2 separate regions of the Homo sapiens genome follow, and region 1 is linked to region 2. Evidence: chromatin contacts called from ENCODE Hi-C or POLR2A ChIA-PET data. All regions are on one chromosome and are shown on one strand. Each heading gives the region's core, a stretch centred on a gene start or an enhancer-like site at or near the end of the contact. The rest is flanking DNA. Distances are from core to core; before and after follow the strand shown.

The links. A loop is a pair of places that touch in the nucleus more often than their neighbours do. ChIA-PET counts read pairs that join two places held with the same protein, here RNA polymerase II (POLR2A). Pooled maps may share reads with other maps.
Region 1: a map of ascending aorta shows a loop between it and region 2 (2.9-fold over the local background). The contact joins the promoter of AGAP1 here to the enhancer-like site in region 2. A Hi-C loop is called at or near these places in 1 of 168 maps with a recorded cell type or tissue (ascending aorta) and 1 of 50 pooled maps. POLR2A ChIA-PET finds 5 or more read pairs at or near these places in 2 of 52 experiments (T-cell and activated T-cell).

What each region holds. Positions count from the first base shown.
Region 1 is chr2:235,491,550-235,495,430 of GRCh38, forward strand. AGAP1 (ArfGAP with GTPase domain, ankyrin repeat and PH domain 1) reads left to right here and starts at 2,494. Exons shown (of 18, transcript NM_001037131.3): 1 at 2,494-3,300. The coding sequence starts at 3,138. RefSeq lists an enhancer at 3,748-3,881.
Region 2 is chr2:234,988,116-234,991,704 of GRCh38, forward strand. All of the region lies in intron 1 of SH3BP4 (SH3 domain binding protein 4), which reads left to right. Among named protein-coding and RNA genes, the nearest start is that of SH3BP4, 38 kb to the left of the region's middle. RefSeq lists an enhancer at 3,130-3,589. Within about 2 kb of position 1,281, at least 21 of the 41 ENCODE cell types and tissues checked have a DNase peak (open chromatin) inside an H3K27ac peak, as active enhancers do; they include ascending aorta, where a contact is called at or near this core.

The sequences.
Region 1 (3,881 bases), core at 1,244-3,743, 500 kb after region 2:
CCAAAGTGTTGGATTATAGGCATGAGGCATCATGCCAGGCCTGTGGAAGGTTTTTATGGCAGCCCTTGCTGGGTAACACAGGTACACAGGTAGAGACACCAGGCGCCTTTGCTCTGGACTATATTCTCAAGGATGTTTGCAGAGCAAACAGCCTTGGAAGACAGAGATAATGTTTTCTGCCACAGTCAAGGGTAGACATGCTTACTGTCCATGATAAAAACAGTGTCTCCCTCTGGAGTGAAGGGCAGACACACTTACTGCCCGTATGAAAGATCTGAGCTCTCTAAGCTAAGGGTTAAAAACTTATAAAACTCGTATAGGGCAGCTGACTCCAAGTACAGGCTTCACCTGGGCCTCATGTTGCCCGTGGGAATTGGGTCTCAGTAAACTGGTGCATGAAAATGCTGATATTCCAGCTAATGCTACTATTATGAATAACAAAGTCCTTTGTTTCTGATCTGGGAGTCTCATGTCTTCTGCCAGCATCCATGAATTGTGGCAGGCTAACTTGTTAGCTTACAAGTAGGGGAATAGCTCAGCCCCTGAGCAGCTCTTGATAAGAGCTCATGCCTGTGGGGCGAGGCCAGATGGGAGTCATTGGAGGGTTTTGAGAAAAGGCATGACAAGTCCGGACGTAGGTTTTGTAAGTTTCACCAGGTAGGAAGCAGTGAGCTATTACAATTGTTAGATCTAGTGATGGTCCAGCTAGATGATCCTGACTTCAGCCGAGTGGTGAGAAGTCGTGGGATTCTGGATCCTCTGAAGGTGGAGCTGACACCATTTGGGATATGAGAGAATGATAAGCAAAAAGGACAGCACTGAATTTTTCGCCTAAGCAAATGGTGGCCTGGAGTTGCCGATGACTGGGATGGAGAAGATTTTTAGGAGATGTAGCCGGAAGGGATGGCAGGAGTTCAGCTGGCGACATGCTGGACTTAAACACCAGCTAGGCTTCAGGAAATGTTGAGGATGCAGGTGGATGTGAATTTGTTATTCAGGGGTGAGGTCACAGCTGGAGATACATATGAGCTTCATTAACCTGTGTATGATATTCAAAGCCATAAGACAGGGGCGATCACAGCAAATAGCAAAGAAAAGAGGCCTAACCATAAGCCCTGGGGCCCTCCATATTTAGAGGTTAGGGGAGTAGAAGAAAACCACAAAAGGGACAGTGAAGCCAGAAACACAGCAGGAAGCCCTGGTGAGCACTGGGAGAAGGGGTTTCCAGGAGCGCAAGTGATCAGCTGCTGCTGATAGGTCAGGTTTGGTGAGGCCACATGCCTGCCTCTTGGTTACTAGAGTTACTTATGCGTGGACAGCCCGAGGCATGGAGTGATGACCTGTGCCTAAGTGTCAAGGAGAAGACAAGCAGGTCCGGAATGGTAAAAATGTCAGCACATCTTTGGGAAGTTGTGGAGCCCAGCCAGTAAGCCAACACGGCTGGATACCAGGGTGCTTAGGCCATAGCAAACTGCATGTGAGCCGGTGAAGGCTCAGCAGGCTTTAAACGGGGATGCCGGCCCGGCTGGCTGAGTTTCAGAAAGACCACGCCGATGGCTGGGGGCAGGGACTCAGCCAGTGTCCTCAATCCAGGACCTTGTGGGACCGCCCGGCAGCCAGTGCTTCCGCAAATCTGAAGGGTCCCATTTGCCTCAAAGCGGCGAGACGAGCCTTCCAAGCGCTGCTGCAGTGCGGTCCCAGCTCCGCGGGGGGTCCCCGGGGATGACCTAAATCGGGGATTGCGGTGGGACAGACGGTCCAGGGGCTAAGGAACCCCGTGGAGCAGGCAGCGGCGCTCAGGAGGCAGCAGCTTGAGATCCACGGCTCGATTTTTAAAAATTGTAAGGGAGAAGGATGCCTCGAAAGCCTCTGTGGTATTTTGTCGCATCTCGCACCCCTGTCTAAACTTCAGTCCACTCGTGGAGTGTGGACCCCCACGCCGCATGGGCTCAGGAGGCGCTTCGCCTTTGGAAAGAAATCGCATGTATTAAGGGAAAGCACGTGTGCTACTTTGAGAAAGGAGGCAGAAAGTTACCAAACGCGGGAAGGGGAGGCTCGCCAACCAAGCGAGGCCGTGGGACACTGGCGAGTCGCAGAGGCTCCTGGAGCCAGCCGCTTGGAAACAAACAACAACGCGGCGGGCGAACTCCCGGGCAGCCTCCCCCGTGCCGGGGCGCGGGGGCCGCCGCGAGAACCCGGGCAGGAGCTGGCAGGCGCGGGGCCTGGCCGGCGGGAGGGTCCCGCACCCCGGCCCAGTGTGAACACCCCGCGCACCCCCCTGGCCCGGCCCGCCGGGGGCGCGGACTACAAGTCCCAGGAAGCCCAGAGGCAGGCGCGGGGCGGGGCCTGGCGCAATTCCCCGGGATCCGGCGCGCTGGGAAGCGCCGAGGAGGACGCAGCGCCGGCGGCCGGAGGGCGGCAAGCGCGCGGGCAGGCGGGGCGCGGGCGCGGGCGCGGGCGAGGGCGAAGGCGGGGGCGGGGCCGACGTGGGCCGGAGCCCTGCGTGCCAGGGAGGGGGCCGGCCGGGCAGGCGGCGGGCGGCGCTCGGAGCGGGCTCCGCGGCTTGCAAGGCGCCTGCGACTCGGTCCCAGGTCGGCGGGCGGCGCACGGCGGGCTCGCGCGGGGGCCCCGGCGCGCCGGGCGGCGCAGTACGCAGCGCGCGGACCCACGCCACGGCCAGGAGCCCAGAGCAGCGCGGCCACACTGCCCAGGGGTCGGCCCTCGGCCCCGGCGCTCGGAGCGCGGCGGCTGCCTGGGCTTTAATGGCTGCTCCGCGGAGCAGCGCCTAGGGCTGGAAGGCGGCTGCGGCTCAGGAAGTCACCCGAGCAAGCCTCCTTCGGGGCCGGCCGCACCCGCCGCGGCGCGCTCCATGGGGGCGCGCTCCCCCCGGGCGGCCCGCTGACCCGGGACGCCGGGGCCCGCTCGCTCGCCGGCCGCGCGTCCCGGCCATGAACTGAGCCCGCGGGCCAGCCCCGCGCCTGCTCCGCCCGCGCCTTTCTTCTCGCGCCTCCTCCGCCCGCCGCCGGCGGGCCCGGCTCCCCGGGGGCTGCGGCGCCCCGGGCTCGGCGGCCCGCGGGCCCCGGGGCGCGGGGCGGCGGCGGCGGGGGGCGCGCGGCTCCGGGCGCGGCGCCTGCACCATGAACTACCAGCAGCAGCTGGCCAACTCGGCTGCCATCCGGGCCGAGATCCAGCGCTTCGAGTCGGTCCACCCCAACATCTACTCCATCTACGAGCTGCTGGAGCGCGTGGAGGAGCCGGTGCTGCAGAACCAGATCCGGGAGCACGTCATCGCCATCGAAGGTGAGGGCCGGGCCGCCTTGGGGCCTCGGGAAGGCACGGACGCCCGCGGCGCGGCGGGGGTGTGCGCTGTGTGCGTGCGGGTGTCCACACACGCCGGCCGGGGCACGCGGCTGCTCCGCCGAGGGAGCACTGCGGCGCTGCTTGTCTTGCAAGGCCGGGCGAGCGTCGCCTGCGCCCCGCCGCGCCGCGAGCTCCGCCAGGAAGATAGATCGTCAGCGTTAATTTGATCGTGGACAATAGAGTCTCTCCTGCGGGAAAGTGGCTCGGTGCCTCCGCGTCCTGGGCTGCCGGAGCGTCCCGGCCCAGCAGACGCCTGGGGGCAGCCGGCGGGGTCGGCGCCACCCGACCCCTGACAGGTTACCAGGCCAGGCCTGGGCGTCTTGCTGGACGTTGAAGACGTGTTCTGAGAAGTGCTGCCGCTGGGGGCGAGGCCCGGGCCGGCGTGTTTGGGCGGTGCAGGGCTGCCCTCCTTAGTGTGTTTGCTTAATTCAGGGGTGCAGTTGAACTTAGTGGATGCCGAGAGCCAGCCCTAGCCGCGGGAGCATCGTGTCCAGGTGCCCCTGTGCAAACGCTGGAACCGG
Region 2 (3,589 bases), core at 31-2,530:
GTGGTGTAATCCCGCCTCACTGCATCCTTCGCCTCCCGGGTTCAAGCAATTCTCCTGCCTCAGCCTCCCAAGTAGCTGGGACTATGGGCGCCCACCACCACGCCTGGCTAATTTTTTGTATTTTTAGTAGAGACAGGGTTTCACCGTGTTAGCCAGGATAGTCTTGATCTCCTGACCTCATGATCTGCCCACCTTGGCCTCCCAAAGTGCTGGGATTACAGGCGTGAGCCACCACACCCGGCCCGCCAGCCACGTTTTTAAGTGATTCACCTTTAGCGAGTCTTTCTGAAACATTTCACTTGAATTGCCAAGGGAGCTGCCCTTGTCTCACCCCTGGCCATCAGTTTATGTAGTAATTAAATATGTAAAATTTCCACAACAAGGACCCCAGCTCCAGCCAGGGGAGCAGAGCCCAAAGGGGAATGAGAAAGTAGTCTTCCGGCCACACAGGTGTAGTGGGCCCTGTGTCTCATTGTCCTCCCGTCTTCACACTCAAAGGCAGGGGGCCTCCGCCTCCTCCACCGCCCTGCCAGGGAGGGAGGGCGTTCAGAGAAGGCAGCCACTCGGTGCTGCGCGGGTGCCAGGAGGAGCTCACGGTGTGTAGGGGGGACGCATGAACAGGTGAACAAAGCCGTTGCGGGTGCTGGGTGGGTGGTTGTCTCAACGCCCCTCCTCCATTTTTATGCTTAGTATTCATTCTAGGTTTAACACAGGAGAGAGGAAGGTTATATCCCATTCCGTATCACATTCTCTGTAAAATTGGAAATTTTATGTAATTACAGGAAGGGTAAGTGAAGCAGTTCTGTGTTCTGCATAAGAAAATGTAACATCCATCAGGTGAGATTTCAGGCCCTCTCACTTGGCTGCTTCATCCATCTGTTGCCCAAATACGTTGTCAGTGTGTAAGTTTTAATAGTGTTGATTTTGATAGCATGAAGTAGAAAGGCTTTTGTCCATCTATCAGAGTGTCGCTTTCTCAGTTCTGTAAATTGGTTGTCTCGGAGTGGAATGATCTGCCCTCATAGAGAATGAAAAACCTGGGGTTGGGTCCATGGCCAGGCCATGAAGTCTCTGTGTAGTCTTGGACGTGCCGTGCATGAGGACTGATTGTGCGAACCCGAAGCTGTAGGAGGATGGCGTCACTGTGCTGCCAGAGCGGGGCCAGAGATGCCTCCCCTCTTTTTGAGGTTGGAGCCAGCTCTAGAAAGAAACCTTGAAATGGATGTTGGGCCCGTTCCCGTCTCCCTTTCTGACCACACCTACGTCTGCTTTTCTTTCCTTCCCTCTTGCCATCTCCTACCCTAGCTGGTCTCTTGGCAAACACTCCTGGCATGCAGCCATGTACCCGGGTGAATGCCCACTTCCGTTTGGCCTGAGCCTACATCCCGCCTGGCCCTTTGCCCACTGCGTAAGTAGGAAGGGTAGAGAACAGGGCTTGGCACACTTTTCTCTGTAAAAAGCCAGAGAGTAACTATTTTCCACCTTGTGGGCCATAAGGTCTGTGTCACAGCTCCACTGTTTTGGTTGCACAGAAGAGCTATTGATAAACTGGTGGGGCTGGGCTCTGTGCAACTTAGGTAAGGACACTGCGACTTAAATTTCTTATCATTTTCACGTCGTGAAATATTACTCTTTTTATTTTCCCCCCAACTGTTTAAAAATAGAAAGACGTTCTTTGTTCATGGGCCATACAAAGATAGGTGGCCAGGTTGGATTTGGCCCGCGGGCTGTAGTTTGCCTCTGGGTTGGACAAGAATTTTCAGGGTGAACACCCCTCATCCAAAAATTTGAAATCCAAAATGCTGCAAACTCTGAAACTTTTTCAGCACCAACGTGATGCCACAAGTGGAAAATTTCTCACCTAATCTCACATGACAGGTTGCAGTCAAAACTCCAGAACAAAATTATGTAAAATGTTGTATAAAATCACCTTTGGACTATGTGTATAAGGTACGGATGAAACATAAATGAATTTAGTGTTTAGACTGGGGTCCCATCTGCAAGATATCTCATTGTGTATGTGCAGATGTTCCAAAATCTGAAATCCAAAGCACTTCTCGTCCCAGGGATTTTGGATAAATGGTACTCAGCGTGTATTTAGTTCTACTTTGTAGTTTGGTTCTACTGACTGGCTCTGATGTATGGTGGTGGGTGAGGCTGGAGCGACCCCAGTCATCCAGCTGTCGGGGATGCAGGCTGTAGAGGCTCTTCTGGCCGATGGCTCCATTGATGTCCACTGTGGAGGCTTAAAAAATCTAAGAAATAGGCTTACACGTTTTCCAGTTTACTCAACACCAGCCTAACATTGCTTCACCTCAACCCTTCAAGAATGTGTCCCATAACTAAGTGGGTTGGACTTTTGGGCCCATACCTGAAGTTGTTGGAACAAAATTAGTTTTGTGTGTTCCTGCATATTCCCTGGGAACTCATGCGGGTCTGGCCCTGAAAGACTCAGCTCTGCAGCGTGGACCAGCTCTTGGTGTGGTCAGCACAGGCCAGCCTGTAGGTTGAGTTGGGTGAAGAGTTCACGGAGCATTTTCAGATCTGTCACTCCCTCAGCAACCTCTGAGATGGGCAGAGCCGTGAGAATTACTTTGACGGGGCTGTTGTCAATGAACCACAAACTGCTGGGTGGTTTGCACAGTGGAAAAGGATTGTCTTACAGGTCAGGAGGCTGGAAGTCCAAGATGAGTGTCAGCAGGGCTGGTTCCTTCTGAGGCTGAGGGAGAATCAGTTCCAGCCCTTTCTCCCTTAGCATCTGGGGGTTTGCAGGTAGCTGTTGGCTTGTAGAAGCCTCACCCCCCATCTTAGTCATCCTGTCACCTGTCCCTCTCTGTGTGCATGTCTGTTGAAACTCCCCCCTTTTATAAAGTCACTGGGTCATATTGGACTGGGGCCCACCCTGGTAATCTCACTTTAGCTTGATTGCACCTTGAACACTCTGTCTCCAAATAAGGTCACTTTCTGAGGTACTGGTGATGCATACAAATTTGGGGGGATGCAATTCCATCTATACCATTGGGAAATGGGGTGAATAGCTGTCTTGGTGACTGTCCTGGAATGAGGATTTAGGACACAGTGGTCATCTCTGTGTGTGAATATAGCTTCCTGTTTGGATGTGGTAGGGTGAGGACCATGAGCCTCATATCATTTATCCACTCACCCTCCCAGACCCTCTGAGGTGGGATCAACTCTCTGCAGATTTGTCATCAGCTGAGACTGTCAACCATTGTTAAAACAGCTACTCAGATGGACAGAGTGACATAACTGCCCTTCTCTCTGCACCGTGGGAGAAGACACTTGTGTTTTGAGCTGCTGAAGACAACAGAATCTTGTCTTCTTGGCATTGTGGTTTTTGGAGATTTGCCCCAAATCATGGTTAATGACAACACTGATGTTTCTTGAAACAACTGGAGAATAAGGCATCCTCTAGACTTTCTGCTAATTCCATCCACCCACGCTAAACCGTGTGGTTTTCTTGGGGCCCCTGAAGACTGACGGGTCCACACTGGTGTCTGGTGGTGCCCACAGGAGAACAGTGCTTGACTGAAAGATCGTACCCCCCTCTTCTCAGCAAGGCGGTCCTTGT